2 separate regions of the Homo sapiens genome follow, and region 1 is linked to region 2. A link is an interaction called in ENCODE POLR2A ChIA-PET data of the cell type or tissue named here. Cell type or tissue: PC-3. All regions are shown on one strand. Links, peaks and the distances in the headings refer to the core of each region. The heading gives the core; the rest is flanking DNA. Region 1 overlaps MIPEP (mitochondrial intermediate peptidase). Region 2 overlaps MIPEP (mitochondrial intermediate peptidase).

Evidence for each region. Peaks named below come from ENCODE experiments on the same cell type or tissue, not always from the same donor. Only the 100,000 strongest peaks of a DNase experiment are listed, where the experiment ranks them.
Region 1: POLR2A ChIA-PET joins it to region 2 with 6 read pairs; 3 of 35 experiments call an interaction of 5 or more read pairs at or near these places.

The regions. Positions count from the first base shown.
Region 1 is chr13:23,744,416-23,760,233 of GRCh38, forward strand. It overlaps MIPEP (mitochondrial intermediate peptidase), which reads right to left. Exons shown (of 19, transcript NM_005932.4): 17 at 15,681-15,802; 18 at 12,130-12,203. Among named protein-coding and RNA genes, the nearest start is that of PCOTH, 140 kb to the right of the region's middle. RefSeq lists enhancers at 4,998-5,047, 8,624-8,733. In PC-3, for the core only: no CTCF peak of the experiment used is centred there; DNase peaks (open chromatin) are centred at 6,176, 6,496, 6,976 and 9,246; H3K4me3 peaks cover 1,637 bases; H3K27ac peaks cover 7,015 bases.
Region 2 is chr13:23,852,253-23,868,070 of GRCh38, forward strand. It overlaps MIPEP (mitochondrial intermediate peptidase), which reads right to left. Exons shown (of 19, transcript NM_005932.4): 8 at 11,889-11,937; 9 at 10,050-10,110; 10 at 6,608-6,660. Among named protein-coding and RNA genes, the nearest start is that of PCOTH, 29 kb to the right of the region's middle. RefSeq lists an enhancer at 13,869-14,008. In PC-3, for the core only: no CTCF peak of the experiment used is centred there; a DNase peak (open chromatin) is centred at 7,379; H3K4me3 peaks cover 611 bases; H3K27ac peaks cover 4,282 bases.

The sequences.
Region 1 (15,818 bases), core at 2,474-10,473, 110 kb before region 2:
AGCAAAAACTTCCTGGTATAATGAGAAAGAAGTTGAAGAAATTACCAGCCCACACAGGTGAGTCAGAGTACCTGACTCTGAATCCTAGTTCTAATGTCTGCTACTAGGTGATCTCAGGCAAATAAGTTACTTATGCATCCCTTGGACTGTTTAGAGAATTAAATGAGATCATACAGCAACATGCATAGTACTTGGCACATCAAATACACTCAACAAATGCTTTTAGCTGTACTTAGTGTTATTGCTGTCACTATTGTAACAATGAACAATAAAATAACAAATGTATGCTTGGTTTGATTAAACTTTTATGACTCCCTCCTAGCCATTCAATGCTGGCAATATACAAGTAGCAGAAATTAGTTTTATTGAAAGTATTTGACATGAAGGATTACTTATCTTTAGAAAATCAATACACAGGCTATGGAAGCATTTAAATAAAATGTCTATCCTAATGTGGAATGCACGTGCATCAAAAGGAAGACAAAAATAAATCTAGTGTTGAAATTCCACTATTTTGAGTGTGTGACTTAAGCTTTTAAGAATTTTGTTAAAGCTCAGTTTTATTTAAACTGCTAGAAAGGGAAATTTAAGTACAGGTTGGCCTTCCTCCTGACCCTAAAGCTTAAACAAAACATACATTTAGTACCGAATGGAAAGAGAGTAAAGAAACTGTGTGTTACCTGACATACTCTAACTTATGTGATGGGTCACAAAAATAACTTGATAATGCTATTCAGATATTTGAGATGTGCAAACTCTACAATTAACCAGGGACTATTCAATAAGAGAAACTTTAATGTAAAGATAAACTATTAAATGTAAAAGAAAATCAGGTATAGGTATAATTTCTTAATCTAATTTCATTATTAATAATGTTACATCATAGTCATAAAGAAAAAGTTTCTTTTACATTTAGTTGAAAAAGACATAAACAAACACCAGAAGATGTCTTGTAAATGCTCTTTCAGGAAACAGTCCAGTTAAACCAAGAGAAATCTTGTTCCTACATCCTCTAGCAACATTTCATAAAAGAGTTGGCTAGCAAATGTCAATTTCAATTCTTCAACTAAAATCTGCTCTAAATCTCTATAATTATTACTATAATTTAACTTTTTACTGGTACTCCTTCCAAATGTAAATTCATCAGTGTATTGCCAACTTGTGATTTCCTCAGCCCTTGAAGCTTGATGCCTGAGGGTGTCACGCAGGAAAGTTAAGAATCTAGATCCAGACCAGGTGCAGTGGCTCATGTCTGTAACACTGGCACTCTGGGAGGCCGAGGCGGGCGGATCACTTGAGGTCAGGAGTTCGAGACCAGCCTGGCCAACATGGTGAAAGCCCATCTCTGCGAAAAATAAAAAAATTAGCGAAGTGTGGTGGTGGGCGCCCGTAATCCCAGCTACAGTCAGGAGGCTGAGGCAGGAGAATCGCTTGAACCTGGGTGGCAGAGTTTGCAGTGAGCCGAGATTGTGCCACTGAGCTCCAGCCTGGATGACAGAGCAAGACTATGTCTCAAAACAAAACAAAACAAAACCTAGAACCAGACGTTTGGGGATACAACATCTGCTTCTGTAACCTGTGTTTAGCCCACTCAGCACACTTTTTTTTTTTTTTTTGAGACAGCGTTTCACTCTTGTCACCCAGGCTGGAGTGTAACGGCACAATCTTGGCTCACTGCAACATCTGCCTCCCAGGTTCAAGTGATTCTCCTGCCTCAGCCTCCCGAGTAGCTGGGGCTATACGTACATGGACCACAGCCAGCAAATTTCTGTATTTTTAGTACAGATGGAGTTTCACCATGTTGGCCAGGCTGGTCTTGAACTCCGGACCTCAGGTGATCCACCCATCTCAGCCTCCCAAAGTGCTGGGATTATAGGCATGAGCCATGGCACCAGGCCAGAACAGTTTTAACCATAAGTTAAGAACACCATCTATAGGCAGAGTGCAGTGGTTCACGCCTGTAATCTCAGCACTTTGGGAGGCTGGGGCAGGTGAATCACTTGAGGTCAGGAGTTGGAGACCAGCCTGGCCAACATGGCAAAACCCCGTCTCTGCCAAAAATACAAAAATTAGCCAGGCATGGTGGCACACGCCTGTAATCCCAGCTACTCAGGAGGCTGAGGCATGAGAATCACTTGAACCAAGGAGGCAGAGGTTGTAGTGAGCTGAGATCACCTCACTGCACTCCACCCTGGGTGAGAGAGAGAGACTCCCTCTCAAAAAAAAAAAAAAAAAAATTAAAAAAAGGAACACCATCTATAACAAATGACCATCTTCAAAAACATCTTATGATGTTTCCATTCAGCACTCAAAGCACTGAGAGAACGTTACCTACATTCCTTTTAGAAGGTAGTATACACTGACATCATCTAAAAATGGAATCATTAGTATATTTTTTGGAATGAATCTACTACAAGATATTTACTTGAGGAAGAAAAACCTCTCAGACCTCAAAGTCAACCTCTGGACGTATCTCAAAATGGAAGAGGGACCCATCAAATTTATACAGAAAGTAGATGATAGCTTACTATTAGAGAAAACTGTCAAAACAAGCACTACCCACCAAAAGTAACGGTGACAAAACAGAAGTTGAAGAAGACAGTAATCAAGAGTCTATGGCTAAGAGGTGTCGAGGAGTGCTGTGGGGCAGCAGGGGCTCTGGAGGCAAAAGAGTGTGACCGACTCCTGACTATGCCAGAGAATGGCTCTGAAACAAGACCTTTGCTTCCATACATGGGAAGTGGAGATGACACGACCCACCAGAGCAGTGTTTGGTGGATTAAAGATGCTGCCCATGACCCACCTGGCACATTTTCACTCTGTCATTGTCCCTTTGCCTTTCCTGCATGGAGAATCTCCTTCCTGCATGCTGCTTAAACAGAGTACTATCTGAAATCATTTAGGCGGGATCTCTTGATGCCCAGGGCTTATGAAGAGGTGCTTGACTCTGGCCAGTAAGGACCTATTTGGGAATGGATAGCGGACCCCCTTTCTTCTAGTGGTGTCCCCTACTTATTATGCCTGCTATCTAGCTGCTTAACAGTCAGTACTCGTCCAGTGGGCAGAACCAAGCACTGTACTAGAACAAAAAGTGTCTAAAACACCGTGACAGGAAGGAGGAAGGGCAGGATAGGAGTAAGAGAACAGCTGAGAGACTGAACAAGTGTGGAGACAGCACAATGGCTATATATTTTTTTTCTTTTACATGATTAAAGAACTTCACGAAAATATTTAGCCTGTAAAATATCCAAAAATATTCATGTGATAAAAAAAATTCCTGAACCAGGCAAATAAAAACCTGTTCCCATTGTAATCATCACAACTTTTTGTTGTTGTTGTTGTTGAGACGGGGTCTCGCTCTGTTGCCCGCACTGGAGTGCAGTGGTGTGATTTCGGCTCACCACAACCTCTGCCTCCCGGGTTCAAGTGATTCTCCTGCCTCAGACTCCTGACTAGCTGGGACTACCGGCGTATGCCACCATGCCCAGCTAATTTTTGTATTTTTAGTAGAGAAGGAGTTTCACTATGTTGGCCAGGCTGGTCTCGAACTCCTGACCTTGTGATCAGCCCGCCTCGGCTTCCCAAAGTGCTGGTATTACAGGCATGAGCCACTGTGCCTGGCCTGTTTTGTTTTGTTTTGAGCTGGAGTCTCCTTCTGTTACCCAGGCTGGAGTGAGTGCAGTGGTGTGATCTTGGCTCACTGCAACCTCCGACTCCCAGGTATAAGCAATTTTCCTGCCTCAGCCTCCCAAGTAGCTGTGACTACAGGTGCATGCCACCACACCCAGCTAAATCACAACTTTTCTACAGCACAGGAAACAATTGCTCTTTTAAGTCTATTTTGGTATTCGTGTATTCACTCATTGCACAAATATTTATTGAATGCCGATGGGCTGAGCCCTGTAACAGGGGCTGCAGATACAGCTGTGAACATGACAGTCAGTTGCCCTCCTATCACAGAGCTTAGACTTTATTGAGGGGCAGAGACCATAAACCAATAAATGAAATAATACATGTTGAAATTAGGAAGTAAATGTTAATATGTGCTATGAAGCAAAAACAAAGCAGAGTAAGGGGGTAGAGAATGTCTGACTACAGGGGAAACGAAGAGACTCTATTCATAAATGTTTAAACAACCCATCAAAATTCATCAGAATGATTTACTTCCAACAGCAAAGTTTTACTTGGCATGCTAGTAGTTTTAAATCATCTTATCTTTTAATATTTAATGTATCTGTGTGAAGGGGTTTCCTCCTAAGTCCCTCCTAAGTCCCTCACAAATGTAAAACACATTTCCTTCCTCCTAAGTCCCTCACAAATGTAAAACACACCCTGGGGTGGGCACTTATCCCAAGCCAAGGCTGGTGCTTTGAGCACGTTCTGGCATTTATTTATGCTGCGCCTCCACATACCTGGAGGCACAGATGCTGCTGGCTCAGTCAGGCAGAACCTGTCAGGCGTTAAGGCTTATCTTTCCCTTGAAATCCCTTATTAAAAAAATAAAAAGCAAAGACACCTAAAAAATAAATTTAGGAATAACCATCCAGAGGTAGTGTGCATTTACTGTTCTCCTACAGTGCTGGGCACACCAGCCTTGCCACACAATGCCAATATTTAGAGATTGATCAGATTACATAAATGCTAACTGCATGCTTTAAAACTAGAAGTATTAACTACTACTAATTTTCAGTGCTATAAGACAATGTAAAACGCCTTTTCTGTTTCAGTATCTGTGTATACCTTTTGACAACAGGGAAATTAATCAAGCTATTGCTGAACAATGACTGTTTATTTAGCTTTCTTATTTTAAATGTCAGCAGTACTCCTGCTGACAGACAGGACTTATTGCTCCTCGATTGTCGTGATGTTTGTATTGTGCAAATAACACCAATAGCAAAGCCTTGCACTAAGCATGTTTTGCCTACTAGGTTAGTAATCAGGTTATTTTAAAAAAAAGGCATCAACGCTTATTATTTAAGCTGCTGTGTCACAAGACATCAAACTTTCAAGTGGACTAAATATTTTGGGTCAATTTGAATAAACGTGTCATCCTGTCAGTCAGAGCTGTCTGAAACTGAAGTGAGTTTCCTTGTGAAAAAGTGAGTTTCCCATCATCAGAACTGTATGGGCAAAGAGCTTTCTCCAGCCCATTCTGTACAGAGTCCTTCGCAGTCACTCAGAAACTGAATCCGACAGGCTTGGGAGCTTCCTGAGCTGAATTCTCGCAGTGGCCGAATTGCATAAGGGCTTCTTGATTTCTGTCCCCCGTGACAGTCATAACCATGCAACCATCTCTATAACAACTGAAGCACGGAGCTTGGGAGTCATCCTTGATATCACACTCACCCTCCTCCATGCCAACATAAAACTGATCTTGGCACTACCTGCCTTAAAAATACTGTAATTGGTTTCTCATAGTCCTCAGAATAAACACCAACTCTCTTTCACAGTATCCACAATGCCCTGCCCGACCTGACGCCCACTTACCTTCCAGCCTCATTTTGTGCCTAATACTCCTCTTTCAATCTCACCTCCGTGCCCCTCCCTCCCCCAAGTGGCAATGAAAAGGCTGCTGGGAAGAAGGGAAACATGGTGGAGTCAAGGTGTGGACCAAACCATGAGCAGTGGTGTCACTGCTAAAAACCTTCCCAAGGAGGTTCTTTGTTTTTAATTAAATTTTAAATTTCAGGATAGTTTTATATTTACTGAAAAACTGTGATGGAGTCAAGAGAGTTCCTCCACACTCCACACTCAGCCAGTTTCCCCTATCATTAATATCTTTCATCATGTGGCACATCTGTCACAACTCACAAACCAGTATTGACAGAATATTGTTAGCTCCAGCTACACTTTAGTCAGATTGCCCTGGTACGATCAAAACTAGCTGTCTTTTTTCTGTTCCAGGACCAACCAGGGGACCATACTACATGTAGCTGCCGTGTCTCCTTAGGCTCCTCTAGACTGTGTCAGCTTCTCAGACTTCGTTTTCAATGACCTTGACAGTTTTGAGGAGTACTGCTTAGGCAGTTTGCAGAATGTCCTGAATTTGGTGTGTCTGGCATTTTTCTCATTATGAGACTGGGGTTATGGGTTTCTGGGAGGAAAACTTCCCATCATATTATATCAAGGATGCATACTGTCCACATGACGCATCACTGATGCTGACCTTGATCATCTGACTGAGGTCGTATTTGTCATTTCCCCCGCTGTCTCTAGAGTGCTCTGGACGGAACTCACTCTGCACTGCCCACATAATGAGTGGGGAGTTATGTTCCACTTCCCTAAGGTGGGGAGTATGTACATAAATTACTTGGAACTCTTCTCTATGGGAGATTATTCTATTCTATTCATTTAATCATTTATATCAATATGGACTCATGGATATGTATTTAATACTTTGTATCACATCCCAAGACTGTGATTTATTTGGCTGCTGGAGTTGGCCCAGGTTGGGGCACTGGGAGCTCTTTCAGTGGGCCCCTGCTGCGATGACACATGCGCCCATCACTGTGTGTGTTTCTGGGCACTTCCTTCCTTTCTGGCACTATAAGATGCTTCATGCTCATCTTCTGTCTTCCTTGTTCCAGCCCTGGAATCAGCCATTTCTCCAAGGAGCCTTGGTTCCTCTTACTGGAGAATGGTGTAAACCCAATTTCTGGGTGCTGATGTGCTCCGTGCTGCTGGAACTGAGAACTGTTTTTAAAGAAACTAGTAGATAGATATCTTCATTGTTTGCATTAATCTTCTTGGAGCATGGAGGTGATTCTTTGGAGTATAAACCATAATTCTCTGGTTTGTTTCTTAAACAAAAAAAATTTAATAAGCTAGAAGAGATGATATAGGATAATATGGCAAAAGCGAGTGTGTTTGGCAGACTATAAATAAAGCTCTACAGAAACGTAAGGTATTATATTTTAATCAGCTTAAGGTAAGGCCCTGCGGGCTTCTAGACTTTGGTTTGGTGAGTCAGTCTGATGCGAAAAAACAAACAAAATCGAGTTTCAGTTTGTTGAGAATTGACTCATTTAGCTACTACTATTTCTTTCCATCTGATCTGATGTTTGGTCCATTTGAAAAACTCCATAAAGTTATTATTTAGTATCTCTACTTGCATACTGCTTTTGGCCAGAGAGATTCTGATTAGAAAGGAGCATGGAAATAAAGTTGTTTAATATTTACAAATAACCTCCTGGAATGCTAAAATCTTGGACTTTATCCTTTCCCTTCCCCTCCCCTCAGATTCTTTGCGGAAGAGTTGAAGAAAGAGAGCATAAGGAATTCTGTAACCAGAGGCAGAACCCAAAACTAACTGGGCCATGTCCTGCTTACATGGCTGTGGGGAGAATCTTTCCATCAGGACCCCCATGGCTAAAAATGGTTATAAACTAAATTGACAGCTTTGCCACAAAAGTCTAAAGGAGCTCACAGGAAGAGGAAGATTTTATTGTTGATCAGTGGATGTCAGGCAGGTCTCTCCAATGTCAATGAGAATAGATAGGTTGCGACATTAAAAAAAAAAAAACTTGGAGATCGTTAAGAGAACCATCAGGGCCCAAGACCCACATTGCTTACATCTCTTGCCTTCTAAAGGCCAGGTCACTTTCATGTCAGAATGTAAGGATCAACAGAGAAAAATGTGGGCAAGGCAGCACAGAGGGTATGAACACTGACAAAGTTTCATTATTTATAAAAATAGGGACAATATGACCTGTGTTATAGGGGATTAAACTTATCAGAGGATAAGTAAAATCTGAACCTAAAAACTCAGTAAGAGGGATTTACCTAAAAATTTTACATAACATAAAACACAAAAAGACCAAATAGTTTACAGAGGGCAATATGAAAACTTGCATGAGTAATACAATTGCCATTCACAAACTGCTGAAGTAATATAGTTTCCATTCCTAATATCTATATAATTCTACCAGTCTATTTGCTGTAGTAAGAAACAATTCTGCTTCCTAGTGGGGGCAAAGTATTACTTCCTTGCTATTCACAAGCCTCAGCATATCTGTCTTTTTAGAAAACTGCACATTTTCTGAAGTGGCTGTAATGGAAACTGAACCTTAGATCATGCTCACCATAGCATACTTAACAAATATTCTAGTATATATTTTATAAAATGGTAAAATGAATGGAAATGCCATATCATCATGGTTTATTTTAAGCAAAAACCTTAAGTTATCTTATTACTCAGAAATGTGATTTAACATAAGCCAAAAACCATTGTGGGGGTATGAGATGAACAGCAGAAAACCTTAACATTGACAATGAGAGTTAAACCTCACCCCAGATGTCTCAGCAATTAAGAAAGTTGGTTTCAGTCAGGTATTGCCACATGTGTTTAGTGGAGGATTAAGTGACTGAATGTCATGCCTATAATATATATATTTATGTAAGCTATGAATGTGTTTAAAAATAGACAAGGCCATACTGTCAATCTGCAAAGCTACTGCCACACGTCTGTACACACACCCCACCCCCTTCAGAGATTAAAAAAAGGAGAAGCAGATTAAAAAGAAGTGCTTTGGGCCAGGCAAGGTGGCTCAGGCCTGTAACCCCAGCACTTTGGGAGACCAAGGAGGGTGGATCACCTGAGGTCAGGAGTTCGAGACCAGCCTGGCCAACATGGCAAAATCCCGTCTCTACTAAAAATACAAAAATTAGCTGGGCATGGTGGCACATGCCTGTGGTCCCAGCTACTCAGGAGGCTGAGGCAGGAGAAGTGCATAAACCCAGGAGGTGGAGGTTGCAGTGAGGGGAGATCGTGCCACTGCACTCCAGCCTGGGCAGTAGAGACTCCATCTCAAAAAAAAAAAAAAAAATAATAATAATAATAAGACAAAAAAAGAAGTGTTTTGAAGTCAAATCACATTTTACCTCCCGCAAGGAAATTAAGTGACTTTCCTAAGTAATTTATAGACAGTAAGTAGCAGAGTCACTGACTGCAAATCCAATTCTATTTCACCATGTGATTGCTTTCTTTCTCTGGGGAAGAAAATACTGTTTTAACCACTATTATGTTGCCTTCAAATGGTATTTGGTGTGTTAGGCTTTTTAAGAAAGCCCCTGCTGCTGCAACTTGTCTTTTTTCCTGTGAGGATCACTCTATGTAAAGTTAAGTAATGGAAAACTTCTGAATAAATACCTTGCAGCCAAGAGTTAGAGAGCATAGATACATGGTTGCCTAGCAGTGGCCTTTAACTGATGAATGTAAAGCAAACATCAGGGAAAAAAGAAAGTAGAGGAATCCTGTGTGCTCAGGGACTTCCTTGAATAGGGTGTTGGCCTCTAGCTGGTGAGGACTAGAAATGGCCGAGGGACTCAGAGCTCTGAGCAGAGCCCTGTTCCCAAGGGATGACTCATTCTGAAAAAGACAAATAATCTAAAAGTTTGCCTATGTAGAACTTATTATTCAAAGATCAAAAGCATTCCCTATTTGACTTCTCTGAATTTGTATCATTCAAAGAGCACAAATATGAATACAAAGGTATTCTGACCCTAAGAAACACAGTCTTATAACTAAGGAGGTAAAAAAAAGTTGTGATTTGGTTAGGGAGGTACATAGTTTGAAGGCAGGTGTTCTATTTCTTTCCATTTTGCTATGTAATATAATTCTTTACATTTATCCAGGAAGCAGTTAAACAAAAATATATAAGGTACCTATAAAAAGTTACATTTTCATAGAAGAATACTGCCAACGAGATCCTGTATGCTTTTACATTACAAATCTCAGTAATTTCACCCATCACTCCTGGTAATACCCCAGTGTTAAGGCTGTGAGCCAACACCTAAGACCTGCTGTTTTGGGGTACAGACTGACTGCCTCCAAGAAAATGAGAAGCCACTACTATGGGTCTTAGCTTACAAATCCAGCCCTATGAAGTGACAACTGGCATAACCCTCTTTGCATGTCCCCCATTCATCTCTGACATGAAACAAATCATGTGAATTAATGAGATCTGACAGAACAGCATTAAGAAAAATATTAAAATGTAAAAGTAGAATTGTTCTATTGTTTGTGTTAACTAAAATCTGAATACTTAATCATCTCTGGTTTGAATGATGGACTTCTTTTTCTCTCATATGTGAATTTTAGTGCAGAAAATATTAAGTTTCTTAACACAAAATTGTTTTGGATAAAGAACAGAATTTTTGAGAGTTAGTTGCAACATTCTGGGAAGCCGACTAGAAAAGCACACCAGCCAAAAGATAAACACTGAAAAAGATTTACATTTTTTTCTTTTGATGGTATCTCCTATCAGCAAATGTTGAGGTGTAGCAGCATGGCCTGGGAAAGGATGAGCCAAGCACGGCTGCCAGGAACACACACCTCACAGAAACTCACCGCTTATTTCCGCCTTAGCTCGGGGTGGGCTGGCGCTACCAACCACCAGCCAAAAGTATACAATGTACCCAATCAGTAGCTTATTATGATGTGCCTATTGTTTCACTTTTGCCTGGGTCTGGAACAGACCCTGAACTAGATGTCCTGTCTGACAGTACAGGCAGCTGAAGAGCTTGGTCTGCTTGCTGCCTGAGGTCCTGGTTCAATCCCTGGCTCTTCCACATACTGCCTTGTTACATAAGCAGAGGGCCTAACCTGCTTATTGTCTATAAAACGGGGATCATAACTCCTACCTCATAGGGTTACTAAGAAGAGTCAATCAACAGATACATGGTAATCCCTAAAACCATCCCCAGAGGTGGAAAGTTCAATAAGGACCAGTAAGGACTAGCTGTAAATGATGGCTGTGTCAGCATGCACACTTCCTCACTCTTCACAAAGCTGATGGAATGAATGCAGTCTCCAAAAGAGCAGGATGTTTGTCTAAGCGTCTTTCACTACTTCACCTCTGGCACATGGAATCATGTCTGGCACATAATTAGCACTTCACAAATATTTGCTGAATAAATGAATGGCTGAAGGCACTGCACAAATATTTGCTGAATAAATGAATGGCTGAAGGCAAGAATCTGGAATTCTGCTAAAAAGGAGTACAGGCATTAGATTCAACAGTCTTAGGCAAGGAGACATTTAAATCACACTCATGACTACCCAGACACACTCAATTACTACAATGAAAACACTTCTCCAATATTGAAAGTTATTTCCTATATGCACTTTTTCAGATAGCCAGAAAACTTTTCAGATAGTCAAGCTCAGCTGCAAATATAACCATCAATATATTGCAATTATCTAGTAACATTCATATCTTCCTATAAATATTTGTAAGCATGTTTCAATGTTCTTATATTCATACATGAAAAATCATGATGATCACTTCCATTTACAATTAAATTTTCAGTAAAAATACTCAAATAAAAAATTACTGAGAAAATTACATAGAAAAAAAGAATTGTAATACCTTAAAGATATTAAGTTCTAATTTTTCAACAGGTAAAAAAACAAATCTAACCCAATGCCTTGGAATTTCTTGAAAATATGTAGTTTTAAACTTTCAGAAAAAGAAATAAAGGAATAAAAAATAAATGAGTTCTTTAGACTAAAAAAAAAACACTGTGACCTGTTAAAATCTAAAGGAAAATTTTCTAAGAGTTTATGACAAATAAAAAATTTTTCTATTAGAGTATAAGTAACACTTTGAAAGCTAAAACCTGAATCTTTATCCTGGTACTTGAATAAATCATGGCAACTAAAAATTAATTTACTTAGGACACAGTGAGACAGATGCTTAGAACACAATGCACAGCTAAGACATTTCTTTTTTATTTGCTTATTTATTTATTGTTTTGAGAAGGAGTTTTGCTCATGTTGCCCAGGCTGGAGTGCAATGGCACGATTTCAGCTCACTGCAACCTCTGCCTCCTGGGTTTAAGTGATTCTCCTGTCTCAGCCTCCCGAGTAGCTGGGATTACAGGCGTCTGCCACCACGCCCAGCTATTTTTTGTATTTTTAGTAGAGACAGGGTTTCACCATGTTGGCCAGGCTGGTCTCGAACTCCTGACCTCAGGTGATCCACCCTCCTTGGGGCCTCCCAAAGTGCTGGGATTACAGGCATGAACCACCACACCTGGCCTAAAACATTTTCTTTAAATGAAAAAAACATATGGAGAAAACATAAATCAGCTTTCATTATAGATGGTGCCATTTTGGTTTTGTTTTACCTTCAACCATGAGCATGGGCTCCCTGCCTCCACCGTGGGCCAGCATCTCCCTGCGATAGCGCTCCCCGGCAGCCCTGGGGAAGAGAGGTTCTGTTACAGACTCCTGCTTGCACAGCCTCCATTCACACTTGTCTTGAATTCTCAAAGAAAGCCACACTGATGCCATATTCATAAAAGCTGCCACCATGTGACAATTTGGCCCCTATTTTCTTGCTTCTAAAAATCAAATTCTGGCTTTTAAATTGTTCTAAAATAAATTAAATCAGGTGTGACATATTCCCTGTAAGAGGATAACTATACTTTTGGCTATCTGTTCTGTTAACAAGAGACCTCACTTTATAAAAATAATTAACTTATGTATTATACAATAGCTGTCCCCAATCTTTCTGGCACCAGGGACTGGTTTTGTGAAAGACAATTTTTCCACAGACGAGGGTTGATGGGGGAGGGATGGTTTCAGGATGATTCAAGAACATTACATTTACGGTGCACTTTATTATTACATTATACATTGTAATATATAGTGAAATGATTATACAACTCACCATAATGTAGAATCAGTGGGAGCCCTGAGCTTGTTTTTCTACAACTAGATGGTACCATCCAGGGGTGATGGGAGACAGTGACAGATCATCAGGCCTCAGAGTCTCATAAGGAGTGCCCATCCTAGATCCTTGTGAGAGGATCATAAGGATCACATGCGCAGTTCACAGTAGGGTTCCTGCTCCTATGAGAATCTAATGCTGCCACTAATTCAACAGGAGATGGATGGGGAGCGGCTGCAAATACAGATGAAGCTTCACTTGCTCACCCACCCACCACACCTCCTGCTGTGTGGCCCAGTTCCCAGTACCAGTCTGTGGCCTGGGGGTTGGGGACTCCTGTTACAGAATAAGTAAAATATTACATTTTATTCTCTATAAAAATAGTTTTGTGATTATTTTAAATGAGGCTTGAAATTATACCATTAAGAAATAATTTGTGATGGCACCTAATAAAGAAGAGAAAAAGAACACTCTAAAACAAGAGTGAAGGAAGAGAAGCTGGCAGGAAAAGGTTAATTACACCAGAAAACCTTGGTTCAGGATAACAGTTAACGGATCAGCAAACTCCACTGGAGTGTGCGGGTGATAAAGGCACAGTGGAGGCTGCCTTGTTCCCGTCTTCTGGTACTCTGTGTCACCTGGATATGCCTACCTGACGGAGTTCCACAAGGAACGCTGTTAATGACAATATGTGAAGGCAGGTTTGGAATAATTTTTGTAGACATAAATCCTCCAAACTAATGGGACCTGGAAACAAGTTATTTAGTACTACTCTTTTGTATTTTATGAAAAATGCAATTCCTTTAACATACATGACTACATACTATGATGAGACAGGTTAAATAAATTTTGATATTGTTTCCATTTGAGAAGCTCTGGAGCCTCTTTACATGTGGGTCATTTTGTGAACATGGTCTTTAATCAGACTTTTTGATAGCATTACAGTATCAAAAACATGCTGACATCAAACACTAGCCCTGGTCACATCCTGAAGTGAGTGCTAAGCGAAGCAGGAAGCCTGGACTGAGGTGGCGCCTCCCCTCAGGGGCAGGGGTGGCTGAGGGGCCCTGCCTGACTCCCGACCTGGGGTGCTCTGAGGCCCTTCTCAGCCATGGGATGTAGTGCCCTGACCCTAAATCAAATCCCTCCCCACAGGCCTCTAGCTCCTGGCTTGCCTCAGCTCTGCAATGCCTGGCTTTCTGATGTAGGCTCCAGCCTGGTTATTTCTCAGGAGTGAGATCAAAAAGGAGACTTTGACAGAGGTTAGAAATTTTCTAGTCTAGTGAGCATTTTTACTAGCTTACTTTAACATGCCCATAAAAGTATGGCAACTACATGTCTAGGCAAGAATGTACACATAAACAAGATATAAATATTTAGAAACGTATATATTTTATAGTATGTACTTTTCTAGTAAAGTATACTTCAAACAAGATGATATTTTGCCTATTTTACAGAAATCTACAGTAAAAAGTTATAATCCCTGAAACTGATTTACTGATGTCAAGTTTGGCTAAAGATCTTTTAAAAATAAAATCTGAAGAGCAGACCAAATGTCTACAGTCTGCAAAGGGCAGAAGACAAAATACATGTGAGTACCAAGCTGCAAAATATTTAAAAATTCTATGACATCACATTCAGACTCAAATAATTTGAAACAAATGTGATTATTAACTGCTGAGAAAAATCCAAGTCTAAGTCAAATTGTATGACAGACTGAGAGGGTGAGGTGGAGGTGGGAGGGAGAAAAAACCAGGAATGAGAAGACCTAGATTATAGTCTTAGTCCAGTTTTTAATGGTGAAGTCTGAACAAACTGTTTTCTCTGAGCCTCAGTTTTCTCTTATAAAACGTGCTGGTTTCTGCCAAGACTGCTGTGAATACTATGTGAAAACTCTAGGACACTCTAAAAACCAAGATAAAGCAGTAAAAATAGCACTCATCAGCCAAAGTTCCCTGAAAAGAATTTGGAGATGTAGTTATTTGTGTGGTGAGAAGATAAATGCTATAAACAACTCTGACACCAGATTATAATTACTGGTTTTCTTTCAAAGAAAGAGCCTTCTAAGGAATCATAGGACCCAAACTTGACAACGTCTTGGTTCCTATTGTTATAGGGATTCCTGTTAGGAGGATCAGGAGGCCAAATCAGGGAGCAAAGGGAAGATCTCCTACATCTCTCCAGCCAGCATGGGATCCTCTGCACCTCCCCAGACAGCACGGGAACCCTCGCACCCTTCACCCAGCACAGGACCCCCACGCACCTCTCCAGACAGCACGGGATACCCCACCCCCACCAGACAGCACAGGATCCCCCGCAACCCCTCAGCCAGCACAAGATCCCCATACCTCCCCAGACAGCACAGGATTCCCCACACCCCCAAGACAGCACGGGACGGGATCCCCCACACCCCCCTAGACAGCACAGGATCCCCTGCATCCCCCAGCCACAGCATAGAATCCCTCACACCCTCCAGGAAGCAAGGGATCTCCTGTACCTCTCCACCCAATGGAAGTTTAACCACTACCTGGCCTTTAGAAAGAGATTGGGAAAGCAGGACTACTGATCCTAGGCACCCCTACTTCCTCCCGACAATGCTCCCAGCCTCTCCAGTGCCTTGTTTTGCCTCCATTCTGTGGAAAGGGGTGGGCATCCCGTATCACGTGGTGAGGTCAGAAAAGCCAAGAAAACCCACAGGAGCAGCAGGGGCTGCTTCAGGTAGCACAGGAGCCCTCATACAAGGGTTCCCTCAGACACCACACAGCCACCTCTACACAGTGGCTGCAGGGTAGGGGGATGTCCAGGGCCACCGGTCAGCTGCGGGAAGCAGGAGCAAGCTTGGGTGGGAATGGCCAAGTGGGGCGAGGCTGTGTGGGGAGCCTGCCACTTTCTGCCAGGTTTGGCTGTGTTATGTGGGCTGCAGTTCTCGAGCCCGACTTCCAGATGTAATAGAGTGGGGAATTACTGTGGTCCAAGATGGGGACATTTTAGAACTTACCCCCTTACCTGTTGAAAGGATCCTGTAGAAAACACTCCTTCCAAACCATGGAGGCGACCGCTCTGGACATGAGGTAAGAGTAATATCTAGCACCATACCCCACGAGGTGGCTGAATCGCAGCTGCCAGGCCTGCCAAGAACAGAGA
Region 2 (15,818 bases), core at 3,626-11,625:
TACGAATATAGACTAGATATTAAATGATGCCAACAAATTGCTATTAAATTTTTATTAGGTAATAATGATACAAGAGTTATGTAAGAAGATGTTCATCCTTTTCAAAAGTACATAATAAACGTATAAGACTGAGATGACATGAGGGCTAGGATTTCCTTTAAAGTAATCACAAGCCAGGTAACAACACTTCTGTCAGCAATGAACCACATATGCTACAGTGGGTGGTCCCTTGAGATGATAATGGAACTGAAAAATTTCTATCACCTAGTAACATTGTAGCTGTCATGTCAGAGTACAAGGCATTACTCACAGGTTTGTGGTGATGCTGGTGTAAACAAAACTACTGTGCCGCCAGTCATATGAAAGCCTAACACACACAATTAGGTACAGTACACAACACTTAATAAATGACCATATTACTGATTCATGTATTAACTACACTATACTTTCTATCACTATTTTGGTGTACTCCTTCTAAGTTAACTGTGAAACAGCCTCAGGCCGGTCCTTCAGGAGGGATTCCAGAAGAAGGCATTGTTATCACAGGGGATGGCAGCTCCATGCCTGTTATTTCCCTTGCAGACCTTCTAGTAGGACAAGATGTGGAGGTGGAAGACAGTGATGTTGATGATTCTGACCCTGTGTAAGCCTTGGCTAATGTGTATGTTTGTGTCTTGGTTTATAACAAAAAAATTTAAAAAGTACAAAAAAAATTTTTAATAGAAAAAAGTTTATAGAGTAAGGATTAAAAAAAGAGAAAATATTGTTGTTCATCTATACAATGTGCTTGTGTTTCAAGCTAAATATTATTACAAAAGTATCAAAAAGTTTTTAAAAACTAAAAAGTTTATAAGGTAAAAAAAGTTACAGGAAGCAAAAGTTAATTTATTATTGAAGAAAGAACCATATCTTTCTATAAATTTAGTGTAGCCTAAGTGTACAGTGTCTATAAAGTCAATAATGGTGTACGGTAATGTCCTAGGCCTTCACACTCACCACCACTCACTCACAGACTCACCCAGAGCAACTTCCAGTCCTGCAAGCTCCATTTGTGGTAAGAGCCCTATACAGGTATACCATTTTTTATCTTTTATACCTATTTTCACCATACCTTTTCCATGTTTAGATGCATATATACTTATCATGTGTTGCAGCTGCCTACAGTTTTCAGTATGGTAACATTCTGTGCAGGTTTGTAGCCTAGGAGCGACAGGCTATACCAGAGAGCATAGGCGTGTGTGTAGGCTATACCCTTAGGTTTGTGTAAGTGCACTCTAAGATCATACAATGACAAAAGTGCCTAACGATGCTTTTTTTTTTTTTTCTGAGACAAAGTCTCACTCTGTTGCCCAAACTGGAGTGCAGTGTCATTATCTCTGCTTACTGCAACCTCCACCTCCCGGGTTCAAGCAATTCTCCTGCCTCAGCCTCCCAAGTAGCTGGGACTACAGGCACTTGCCGCCATGCCCGGCTAATTTTTTGTTGTTGTATTTTTAGTAGAGACAGGGTTTCACTATGTTGGCCAGGCTGGTCTTGAACTCCTGACCTCGTGATCCACCCGCCTCAGCCTCCCAAAGTGCTGGGATTACAGGCATGAGCCACTGTGCCCAGCCCACGATGCATTTCTCAGAATGTATCCCTGTCATTAAGTGGCACATGACTGTACATTAGTAATGAGAAAAGAGAAAGGAAGGAAAGCAGGGAGGGAAGGAAGAAGGAAAAGAAGAGCAAAGAAAGAAGAAAACTGAAAAAAGAGACAAATGAAGCAAACATAGAAAAATCTTGGTAATTGGCCAGGCGCGGTGGCTCACGCCTGTAATCCCAGCACTTTGGGAGGCCGAGGTGGGCGGATCACAAGTTCAGCAGATCGAGATCATCCTGGCTAACACGGTGAAACCTCGTCTCTACTAAAAATACAAAAAATTAGCCAGGCTAATTTTTTTTTTTTTTTTTTTTGTAGAATCTGGGAGATCAATATGCAGAGGTTACTTATATTGCTCTACTTCTGTTTGTTTAATTCATTTTTTTCTTAAACAATTTTTTCTTTGTTCTTTTTCTTTTGACTGAGCCATCCATTTCCTATTTGTTTATTTTGAAAGTTTTCATAATAAAGGTTAATTTTTAAAAATTTAAAACTACCAAGATCACTAATCCTATACTAACAAAGCATGAGATTTCTCACATCAAAAAAAAAGTCCTTCTGTGAGAGCCCATTTTTTGAATAGTTTAAAACACAAAACATCTGTATTTCATTATGTGAATGCGCTTGAGATTTTAAGAATATATCTTAGCAAGGAATAGACAATACTGAATTCCCTTTCCCAGTGATATCCTAATTTAAAAATAGCACCAAAATTGGCAGGGTGTGGTGGCTCATGCCTGTAATCCCAGCACTTTGGGAGGCTGAGGCAGGCGGATCACTTGAGGCTAGGAATCTGAGATCAGCCTGGCCAAAACGGTGAAACTCTGTCTCTACTAAAAATACAAAAATTAGCTGGGTGTGGTGGTGCATGCCTGTAATCCCTGCTACTCGGGAGGCTGAGGCAGGAGAATCACTTGAACCCAGGAGGCAGAGGTTGCAGCGAGCTGAGATCACGTCACTGCACTCCAGCCTGGGCAACAGAGGAAGATTCTGTCTCAAAAAAAAAGAAAAAAAAACAATAAACAAACAAACAAACAAAAATAGCACCAAAATAAATGAAATACTGAAACTCATTACTCACAGAAAAGAAATAGTGTTTCCAAAGCATCAAAAACAAAATCCAAACACTGGAAGGATACATTAAACAACTTAAAAGTGGTGACTTCTGGGGCAGAGGTAGAGATGAGTATTCTCAATTAATACTTCTTAACATTGTTGATTTTTTGAGCCATGTGAATGTATTGCCTAATCAAAAATAAAATTTAATTTCAAATAAAATAATTTATTTTTGTATCTGAAAGACGTAATGTTACTCTTCCATGAAGAATCTTACAATAAAGCTTTAAAAAGGAAAAATGAGCTGCTCTTTAAGACTTGCTGACAGTCACTTATACTACTACGGTATTTTCCAGGATCAACCTTTGGCACTTTTAAAACATGTTAATTTCTCCTCCTGCTTCTAAACAGGTTCTTTTCTTTAGATGAACATTAAAAACTTGAAATAAATCTGAGGTATTTAACATAAAAGCAAAAGACTCCCTGAGGTTAACTTGAAAAAAAGGCTCGAATCAAGGAAAGCCCCTTCTATATTTCATTTTGTGTCAAGCCACACATTTAAGTCTTTACTTGAAAGGTGATGAATTTAACAAGGATTTAGAAATCTTCACTTTGTTCCACTCTTCTAACCCCAAACCCAACCTATGATATTTTTCCTTTCTTTTCTCATCCATTACCTGTGCGGCAGCCTCCTCTTGTCAATCAAGATTACTGAAGCCTCAAACCAAAACTCAGTAGCCTATTAAGCTACTTAAAATAGATTTTTAAAACCCGATTCTTACAACCCCTTCTGATGCATTTCTGCATCCCTTTTCCTGGTTCTTTTACTGAGTTAATAGTCAAATAAATAAATTAGTATTAAAACTTTAAAATAAGCTAAAGCCCCACATGGATATCTGGCAGACTACATTGTGTTCCCAGCATACCTGGTGATTTCAAGGACTTAGCAAGCAGGTGGAAGACTCCATCAACCAGTGAGCACTGCAAACATGTCATGCAAAAACATGGCATTCTCTTTCTAAAAAAACCTCATCACTGGATTGCTTTTCATGGTTACTGGTCTAGATACAAGTTTGAATAGGGGCTATGAATTAGTATGTATTTACTGAGGGTCCAGAATGTTTGTTCTTGCAGAGCTTTAAAATATGGTTGACAAGACACATTTAACATCCAGAACATCTTAGCAGGTCAACTGTGTAGCACACAGGCTGTTAAGCACAGCGGAGCCAGGAGCTACACAAGGCTAGTGCAGACTCAGCAGCTTCATGGACACCTGGCAAGATGTCACAGATGTGTAAGACAAACCAGGGAGGCAATGGGAACCCACTGCTCCCCTGACAGAGGTTCTGCCTTTGAGACAGAAAGGGGTTTGGCTGGGATAAACTGTGGAGGAAGAGCAGCGGTGGAAGAAAAATCAGAACAAATAAATGTGAGTAGAGATGTTTCTTTCTGTAAAACAAAAGTAGGTTGTGATCAGATCCTACAGTGCGCCCAGAGCCAGGCTTGTGGGCTGTTGGCAGCTATATTTATACCCACTGTTATTTAAATGCAAATTAAGGGGTGGGTTAATGCAAATTGGGGGTAGATTATTCAGAACTTTCTAGGAAGGGGGTGCTAACTTCCCGGTCATTGGCCTTGGCACTAGTAAACTGTCAAGGCGCTGGTGGGAGTGAATTATGCTAATGAGTAGTGAGGGCAGCCAGAAATCCCTTTCCTTGCCATCTGTTGGTCTGGGCTGGTTTCTTTACTTCATTCTGTTTGGACCAGATCCTGTTCTGGTCAGGAGGTTGTGACCAGAAAACAAGTCCTGCTGATCTCCTACCTCGGAACCACCATTTGGGCATGCTATATTTACAGAGTATAGTTAGTGAAAAAACTATCACTTATATTTAAGGCCAAGGCATTAATGAAAATAATCAGGTATCGGGGACATGATATGAAAGGAATACCTGATAAAAATGAGAGTAGCAAAAATTAGAATATTTATTAAATTAGAATATTTAATATTCTAAATATTGAGAATTAAAATTAGAATTCTAAAAATTAGAATATTTAATATCAAATATATTTAATTTACATTACTCTCCAATGTCAAAAATCAAATGCTTTACATAAACATGGAAAGTACAAATAAATTTTATTACTGATTTATGCTACATCTTTAACAGGTGAAACAACCAAGCCAAATCTTTCTTTGACAGAATTTTAAAAGAGACATTTTATTTTTTAATGCAACTATAGGGAGCAGGGTTTCAAGTTCTGCAACCAGAAAACAATTTTGTAAAACAAATATATTCTAAACCCTCGTTGTTTACCATAACCAAATTATTATAGACTTTGAATAACAGTTTATGTGTTTTCACTAAAAAAAAGACTGATGCTGAATTTGAGATACATTTTTAAAAAAATGGTAGCTAACCAACCTGGGCAACACAGCAAGAACCTATATCTCTACAAAAAAATTTAAAAATCAGCTGGGTATGGTGGTACACACCTGTAGTGCCAGCTACTTGGGAGGCTGAGGCAGGAGGGCTGCTGGAACCTAGGAGGTTGAGGCTACAGTGAGACATGATTACGCCACTGTACTTTGGCCTGGGCGACAAAGTGAGACCCTGTCTCTAAAAAGAGTTGTTTAATGAAAAATAAAAATAAAAAATAGTAACTGACCAAATATTCTTAACTAAAGGTTAGGACACAATTATGCCTTGTAAGTAAAAATGGTTTTGGCAACAGTGATAGATGGAGACCAAAGAGAGGAAAATAAATGAAAATTAAGTGAGTAAGTGCTTCAAAACACTAATTGATCTTAGGCTACCTCATCCTGCTGGTATAGAAAAGAATATAGAAAGTTATTGTTTTCTGTTTTTATGACAAATGCTGAAATAAATAATTAAGCAAATACTTCTTATTTTGGAGAAGTACCTACTATGCTTTACTTGATGCTTCAATAATGCATAGTAATAAAAATATTTTAAAGCTTAATACCAAATAAATACACGTATCATCACAGTACATGCTGGTATGCTTTAATGAGGAAAAAAAAACAAAAAACTTACATTTTCTTCTATTACCTAAATCAACCTTAACTCTCCTACTTAAACAGCATATCTCAAAAACTAACTACAAGGGAAAAATGTTAATAAGTTGTTAAAGAGTAGGATTCTGAGATTTTTTTTTAAAAATTCCTATTGGGTATATAAAGTTGCTTCAGCTATAAACATTTTAAAGTGTGTTCACTGTGAAAAGAGCTCTATTTCTTGGGTTTATAACATAAAAATTACAGAAATAGTGTGTCTGTAGGGAGAGAAGGGCATACCTACTTTTCTCCAATATAATAAACACAGGAGGATATAGAAGCCAGAGGAGTACTTCTGTCAACTTAAGTTCCTTAAATCTTTATTTCATTTATATCCTTCCAGATGGACCAATAATGTGTTGACAATATATGTGTCCAAATAAAAATGAGAAAACATAAGAGCGCCACTGCACTCCAGCCTGGGAGAGAGCAAGACTCCGCCTCAAAAAAAAAAAAAAAAAAAAAAGGAAAATAACGTAGTACCACGCCATGTACCACTTTATTCCTTTACTGGTTCAGTAAACACATGCTGAGCCCCTACTCTGGGCCAGCAATGGGATACAACAAGGATTCCAGCAATGCTCACAGCCTAGGAAGAGAACCAGAAAGCTACGCAAGGGCAGAGCTGGAGAGGGACCAGATTGTAGAATTTTAAACAAGGAAATGATACAAGCAGCTGAAGAATACATGAGTGGAGCAGACCACGCCAGCAGAAAGAATGGTGTCAGGGGAAGGGTTTGTACTGTGGGCGACTCAGTGGATGACAGTAGCTGCTGAATAAACATTAGTTTCCTTTTTCCTTTTCCTGTACGGGTATTTCTTGAAAAACTTACCTTTCTGCACGAATCACACCACTGTAGTAAGGGGGGTCCCAGGGCATTACTTCCTACAATGGAATAATTCACTGTTAAGGAAAGCTACTGACTCTTTCATAGTTTTTATCAGCAACGTGGCCAGCCTATAGAATGTAAACCAGCTACTGTTCATGTAAATCAGAACAATTTTATAGAATCCCTTAAAAAATTGATAGCTTGGCAGAAAATACCTGGCTCCTTATTTTGACTTCCCTGTAATCAAGAGATAGTGAAGTATAACTAAGACCTACCCCAGAATCTGGGGAAAAGACAAACAAATGTCATTCTGAAGTGGTATCTAACAAAAGTAAACATTAACGAATTATATTAGCCATAATGAAATTTTTCCCAAAATGTAACCCATGTATTAATCCATAAAACACACTGTAGGTAAGATGAGTGTACTAAAGGTAGGATTAAGGTTCTTTCTAAATCTAAGCAAGAAGCTTTGGGTAGATATCAAAAATGAAAGCAGCAATTTAAAATGTAACCAAGGCAGAATTAACTCTAATCTTGGCAAAGAAAATATGTCATAAAGAAGTACTATAGTACTAGTTGCTTTTGATGATTGGCACATAATACTGAAAGAAGGGAAAGCTTGAATACTTGAATGACTGTCCTTCCTTCTAGGTGTCCAGGTGGACAAAAGAGTGGTTAAGAGACCAGGCTGTGAAGACAGACTGCCTGGGCTCAAGTTTCCAATCCATACCAGACTATAAACTGCATGATGACAGGGACTTTGTTTGCATCCTTCCCTATTACATTCCTGTCCCCTGAACAGTACCTGGCCCAGGGTAGTCACTCAGTAAATATTTGTTGAAAGAATCAACAGTACCTCCCAAAGAAGACTGCTGAATGTACTTAAACTATTAAGTAGAATATCTGGCATTGAGTAAGGGCTCAACAAATGTTGGCTACTCTCCTTATTACCATTATCCTTTAACATTTCAGTTTAGGCATAATCTCCTCCAATAACAAGGTGTTATTTCCCATATTCCATGGTAATACTTATATCATGGGATGCATGACAACCTAAGATACTTGTAGGCTTATTTTCTTTCTCCTCATGAGTGCCTGAAGGGCAGGGACTGCGTCCATGGAACCCTAGCCCCACAGTGTTCTGGTCCTGGCACACATTTTCTCTAACAGATGATTATTTGCTATCTGCTAGATGCAGACAGAGTGCAGGCTGTAATCAGACAAAAACAAGAGGATGATAGCCTAGGCAGTAGAAGGGCAAGTGACTCAACAATCAGAGGACAGTATGTCATGTCTACATTGTGCCATGTAAAACACAGCCCACAAGAAGAGTATTTAAATCACAGCGGAAGGTTAGGAAATGTTCTCAAGAAGGCAAAGCCTGAATTGAGTTTTATGATAGAAGCAGTTAATCCAGATGAGAAAGGGAGAAAGGCATTCCTGTAGGTGGTGTTTGTAAATGACTGGAAGCTGCTCACCATGCCATATTTATGTGGCCGGCACGTAAATATTAATTCAAATTAAAGAATCAAAGAAAGCAAAGCAAGGAAAGAAAGCAAAACTAAGTGAATAGAGATCACATGAGCATCACACAGGTATTAGGAGAGAGCAAAGAACACAGCCTCGGCTTGGAGGGGCAGCAGAAGATGAAGCTAGAGAAGGAGGCAAGGGCCAAATCATGAGGGCTTGGCGGGAGCAGCAGGGTAGTAGGAAGGGAAACTGGAGAATAACCAGGAGCTACTGAATAATTTTAAACAACAGAGTGACAAGATCAGATCTGCTTTTTAGACAAATCCCTCTGGTGGCAATTCATTCATTCATTATTCATTCATAGTTCAAATAAGTGTTGACAACCAATTCTATGCCTAACACTGGGCTAAATACATGGCTAAACTGTCTGAATCCAAGACGGCTTCGAGTGGAGCAAAAACAAAAGGCTAGAAACCAGTTAGGCAATCCCAGTTACCATCTGGGTGAGAATAATGATTGGGATCATAGCCCAGGCTATGGCAATGGGCACAGGAGAAGACACAAGAGTTCACAGGGAGGGAGAATCTGCAGGACCTAACAAATGATTATGGGGGAGGGGAGTGTGCAGTGCCTGGGGTGCTTGTTGAAACACAGATTGTGGAGCTCACCCCAGTTTTTGATTCAGTGGGTCTGAGGTGGGGCTCAAGAATTTGCATTTCTAACAGGCTCCCATGTGATGCTACTGCTTCTGGTCCAGGAACCACACTTTGAGAACCACTGGTCTGGATTAAGTATAGGTCCTGACCAGAGCAGCAGGGTGAATGGTGGCACCATTCACCAAAGCAGGGACTTCATGAGGAGATTGGGCATTTCACAAATATCTGCAGAATAATTGTATCCATAAGCTATATACAAATATCTACAGATAACAGTTTAAAGTCATATTCACTTTTACTGAATTAGCTTTTGGCAACACATTTTGTTTTTTATTTTTCTGTTTCTATAGTCACCAAACTAAATTCTTACCTATTATCTGGTTTCCCAAATAAGCCTACCTACCAGGTCAAGGTGTGCAGATGACTGTGCAGATGACTAACAGTAGTTACTTTGCTAGACACAGCTCCTTCCATAAATTAACAGACTGACATGCTACTCTACACATCGCTGAGTTTAATGGGATTAATCTGTTTCCTAGTGGCTGTATCTGGGAAGCTAGTAAACAGTTTGTAAATCTGCAAGGCCCATTTCCCTAAATCTTCCTTATGACTATGGCTCTGGCAGCAGCAACTAAGTCAAGAACTAATAACAGCATTTGGAAAAGAATGGTGTAGACAACCCCGGCAATCCTGTAGTGCCCTAGAACCAAATGGGAATGAGTCCTAATATCTGGACTCTCGACACTTTTCAGGGCACTCCCCCAATCACCTGGGCAGCATTCTGGCCATAACAATACTTGTCTATACTCTTGGATCACATAAGGAAGATCATATAATCATATGATTGAAAACAACACTTAAGTGTTTTTAGAATGTGGTATACTTTGTTAGTCAAATACTCAATTGGGCACCATAAATTAGCTAACAAATAAGCAAATGAACTGCAACATTAACACTGATGGTTAAAATTGCCACCTGCCAGATGAAGCCTCCACTGAGTCTCCTTAAAGTCTGCTTCAAACTGAGAAGCCAACATTCCACAGAATGAAAGCAGTCTTTGCATGAATATATACACATTGTGTTAGTGTATATACATAAAATATGTCGACTCCTCAACAAAAATGCTGTATGTACAGGCAACATCAGTTTGGGACATAAGAATCAAATATTTCAACATCTTTATTCACCAAAACCGAGGATCAGAAACAAGACTAAATGGACCTGTAGCCTATCACAAGAAAGTTCCTGAATCAAAAGATATTGATTTCAGTTGACAGACTGTCTATATTATAATAAAAATATTCCAACATACTTACGGAATTTTGAGGATTCAGTTTCATTTTCATCCCTCGTATCATCTCAAAATCTTTCAGAGTTCTATAAAACAGGTTTATCATTACTTGTTAGGACAAAATTTTAACAATTACATTATGAAAGGACTAGTTTGCTTATGTTACATTCCAATATTCATAAGATTAGATACAATTAGTAGTGCACACATAAATCACTATTAATCCAAATTTTACCTAAGTGTCATGAGAAATAACAATATATAAAGCAGCATATTACTGCGATTTCTACCTTAAAAAGCATCATGGTGGATAAATGTCTCAAGAGTACTAAAGCTTGGAAAAACTAGCAATGTCATTACAAATATGCAAAGCATTAATCACTAACTTTAAATCACTACTTTTTGCTATACCTTTAAAAGAGACTTAACAAATTAACTCCTAGAAAGGAATTTTATCATTGGCTACATTTAAGATTTCTAGTCATTTTTCCCCTTTGGAAAAACTCTAGCTGGTCAATAATTAAATAGGTATTTAATATTTGTAGAATATGACATGTATATTGGAATTAATTCCTATATATACCTGTAAAATGATGAAGCTATGCTTGCTCTAAAATCTATAGCTATGTAGAGAAAGACTACTAACACTTAACTAAGTAAAGCAGGATAAATCCTCAATAAGTGCATAACTAACCCTCTTTCTTTATTGTATCAAAGACACAGTGGTTCACCAGGATCATTAAAAGAAAATTTTAGAATTTATAAACATAATCCAAACTAGAGAAGAATGAGTTCTAAGGCATGAGTTTATAGTCCAAAACAGAAATGTGAGCCAAGATCCAATGTGTTGGTGTAGCCACAACAGGCAAACAAAATTTTAGACAGCATTACAAGAGAAAAAGAGAAAACATCATCCTTTTTTACAAACGGTGACTGCTTCTTCCTAGAATCCTTAGTACCTAAAGGTGTGCTGCCTCTCAACTAAGGCCTAGAAGAGGGCCAGTGAAGGGCAAGTGTATGATCGAAGGCACTGAGCAGGGGAGGGGCAGGGGAGGCAGGAATACAGGTTGAGCCTCCCTAATCTGAAAATCTGAAACTTTCTCAGCACTGACATGATGGTACAAGTGGAAAATTCCACATGTGATGTCATGTGATAGGTTGCAGCCAAAACTTTGTTTCAGGCACAAAATTATTAAAAACACTGTATAAAATTATCTTCAGGCTATGTGTATAAGGTGTATATGAAACATAAATGAATTTCGTGTTTAGACTTGGGTCCCATCCCCAAGATATCTCATTATGTATATGCAAATATTCCAAATTCCCCCCAAAAAATGAAATCCAAAACATGTGTGGTCCCAAGCATTTCAGATAAGGGACACTCAACTTGTTATAACAAACGGACACACCAAAGGCAGTAGAACACTTCAGCTTGAAATTACAAATGTTGAGATAGAACATCCTTAAAATACTACACAAAATTAAAAAGACACCACATCCATGAGCCTCCTGTATTTAGGCCAAAAGAAGAGAAATACTACTTTATGAACTTGTCATAAAATTCATGGTACAAGTTAAAATAAATAGTTTCAAAAACATTTTGGTAAAGATTTTTAAAGTGCAAATGAAAGATGAATTTCTAAAAACAATTGTTTAATGAAAGGGGACAGCTTATGTTTTCAAGAATGGCACATAAGGAAGACAACTATGGCCTTTTAAAGTATGTCTCATAGTGAGACAGGTCTGGTCCAATATGCCAAAACTTATATTCTAGGTCACTTCCTAATTTTTTATAAATCAAGTCTTCTTTAAAAAGACTAAATAACATATAACCAAAAAACTAAATAGTAGAATAAAAACTAACCTTTCAGAAAGTTTGTCAGATAGTTTTTCAAGGAACTGCATGACAGTCTCTAAAACGAAATCCAAAAGAAAATATCTTCAATTATGTGAAATAAAATGAACATATCTGTTAAAATTATTATGTGATGATCATAATCTATATCCCACAATTCCCTTAAAGTGATGATTTTCAAAGGGAAGTAGAGCTACCAACATATACCAAACATATAGTAAATGCTTCTAGGTGATGACGATCTTTTAATCAGAAAAAAATTAAATTGGCATACTAATAATCCACAGCGTCAGATTCTATCCCAAAATTAAAAGAGTTAATGGGACCAGGTGGCTCATGCCTGTAATCCTAGTACTTTGGGAGGCTGAGGGCAGGGGGTGGATCACCTGAGGTCAGGAGTTCAAGACCAGCAAGGCCAACAGGCTGAAACCCCGTCTCTACCAAAAATACAAAAATTAGCCAGGCGTGGTGGTGCATGCCTATAGTCCCAGCTACTTGGGAGGCTAAGGCAGGAGAATAGCTTGAACCCAGGAGGTAGAGACTATAGTGAGCCCAGACTGTGCCACTGTACTCCAGCCTGGGCAAGAAAGTGAGACTCCATCTCAAAAAAAAAAAAAAAAAGAGTTAATGGGAGGCTAAAGAAAAAAGTACAAAATTTCAAGGTGTTTCTATCTATTCATATGTGTAAGAAAAAAAAGTTCTGAGACATGTCTGACGTTTTCAGAGTTTTAAAGAGATATCTAGACTGCTTTGTTCATAAAAATAGGTGCAGTGTAGAAGTATAATTCCCTGAAATAAATTTTTTAAGATCAATGTTTTTCTTGATAACAATTTTATTGTTATATACAACTGTAGAATAATCTATTCAGGATAAATATGAAAAAAATAGCAAAATAAGAAAAATAAATATTAACTTCTGATAGAATTTTTAAAGTATTTTTATTAAAATACTTCTGCCATAGTTGTCATAATTTACAAACCCATAAAGGCAGTGCAGTAGAATTATCACCGTTTCCCACAAGAGGAAATGTTTTGCAAGTATTTCTGAATGTAGCACTTTTTATCACTGACTTATGTGTACAGAGCTTTCATATGTATTTTAGTTCACCACAAACACTATGTTTGTATTTTCCAGATAATCTTTTATACAGTTTTAAGTTTCCTGCCCTCTCTTCAATTTAAGTTATCTCCTTTTGAGTGAAATAAAAGACTAAGGAAATAAATAATGGTGGTTAACCTAAACCCAAACCATGAGGTTTCTTGCCACTGTCAATACTTAACAAGTCCTGTGTATACGAATTCTGAAAACACTGGCTCATGTGCCATATGAAACAACAATAGGAATTTTTGGGGAACAAAGACATTATTTAGTCAACAATGAAATCTCATTTTAGGATTATATTCCAGGTACCATACCAAACTGTTTTCAAATGAATCCCTATGTATGCTTGTATACGTTTTATTTCTTAATAACCGTGTTTTAACATTCACCCATCTTATTCTTCCAGTCATTTTACATGTGAAGAATCTGCCTCAATTAATTTTTTTTTTTTTTTGAGATGGAGTCTTGCTCTGTTGCCCAGGCTGGAGTGCAGAAGTCCCATCTCGGCTCACTGCAACCTCTGCCTCCCAGGGTTCAATCGATTCTCCTGTCTCAGCTTCCTGAGTAGCTGGGATTACAGGCACCCGCCACCGCGCCCAATTAATTTTTGTATTTTTAGTAGAGATGGGGTTTCACCATGTTGGCCAGGCTGTTCTTGAACTCCTGACCTCAAGTGATCTGCCTGCCTCAGCCTCCCAAAGTGCTGAGATTACAGGCATGAGACACCACATCTGGCCTGCCTCAATTAGTGTCCCCAGAGAATTGTCATATTAAGATTCAGTTTGAAACCCCCCACTAAGTGCCTCACCGCAGTTACCTCCTCATTCACTAGCCACATGAATGCCCGCCTTAGCCTCAGTCAGCCTCTCTGTCTTCCTTCTGCTCTGCTGAGGACTCACTCCATCACTGTGCATGACAGTTTCATTTCCCTCAGGGCGCCTTCCACAGCCACAGATGCATCTGACAAATGCCCCGAGCTCCTAAATCCCATGGCATTGTTTTGTCTGTACTACTCCATCGACACCGAAAACGTGCCAACCTCTATTATTATTTATCTTTTTATATGCATATATCCAGCTCCTCAACTAAGCTTTAAATCCTCAAGGACCCAGAGCACATCTTACGTGATGATGTGCACAACAGCCCCCTGCCAATACATCAGCACACCAAGCACTTAGTGCACAAGGGTGACCTGCCAGTCACGGAATCTGGAGCTGGGTGCTGCAGGTCCAGTGAGCTCCACGCTGCTACAGCCAGTGGTCATGCCCAGCCCTCCTCACATCTGACCTGGCCACAGCATGAGTCAGCTGATCTCTCCCCTCTCCTGTAGACAGACCTTCTGCGCGGCCTCCAGGACCACACCCTGTAATCACTTTCCACCTCCCTTAGTGGCCGTTACATCTGGCAGCGTTAACTAGCAGTTCCTCACATGCCTGGCCTCTTAAACTTGAAGGCCCCAGAGCGCAGTCCTTGGACTTGTTCTTTAAGTTCACTCTCTTAGTGGTATCAGAATCTCATTTTAGAGGTTCAGACTTACATATGAAGCTCAGAACTCCACACTCCATCTAACTGCCTACCCAACTTCACCACTTGAACCTCATTTGGTATCTCAAACTTAACTTGAAACAAACCAAGTTTCCGGTCCTCCCAATCTTAGTTAACAGTAGTAACTCACTCTCTTTCTAGTTGCTTAGGTCGAAAATGTTGGCTCCCTCTTCCAAATACTCTGTACCCAGAATCTGATCACATCTTACCACCTTCCCTGCTACCACCTGGTCAAGATGCCAACACTTCTCATCATGGTTACTGCAAAACAGCATCTAAACAGGCCCTCTTCTACCCTGGCCCTGCTGCAGTCTTCTCTCAGGAACAGCAGCACTGACTCACCATTAGCACTGGAGTCAGATCATCTCACTCCTCTGCCCCAACCCCCACAGTGACCTGCTGCACTTGCATCAAGTCTCTACTTAATGCCGCCCCTTGTCAGTCTGTTCCCACCTCTCGCCACTCTCCTTGCACACGCTGCGCTTCAGCCACTCTGCCCTCCTCAAACGTGGCAGGCATTTTTCTGCCTCAAGACCTTAGCACTTGATAGTGACTCTGCGTGAAACCTTTCTCCCCTCAAGAGCCACAGCCTCATGCTTGTGTCTGTCAAGAGCACGCTCACATTCCACATTCTAAGTGAGCCTTCCGACAATGCTCTCTAAAACTCCAACACCAGCCTACATGCCCACATACCTTATCCCCTTCCCTGTTCAGTTTTCTCCATGGCTTGTATTAACTAATAACATACCACATACTTTATCTACTTATTTCGTTCTTTACTGTTCTTCCCTTGCTCCCAAGAATGTAAACTGCATAAGGATAGGAATTTTCTTCTGCTTTGTACACTGACTTATTTCCCTGACCGAGAATAATATCTGACATACAGTGGGCAATCAGTAAATATTTGCTGAATTAATAAACAAAAGGGGGATGTAGATGATATAAAACATAGGGCATTAGGTCTCAAGCAGCCTGTGGAAAACCATAAATGTAGCATATGTGTTTAGGCTTCAGTTCTGCCACATTTTAGCAATATAACCTAACCTTAGATTCCTTATCTGTGACACGAATACAAATACCTACCTCACAAAGCTGCAGAGGAAGGAAATGAGATAACAACAGGATAAGCACTGAATGATATTCTAATATTATTATTTTATATAAATATAAAATAAAAATATGGTACTATTATAATCAAACTGTTGACAACAGCGACTACAGAAAAACATACTTTTCACCAAACTGATACTTACAAAAAAAGAAAAAACATACACTAAAAACACACATTTAAT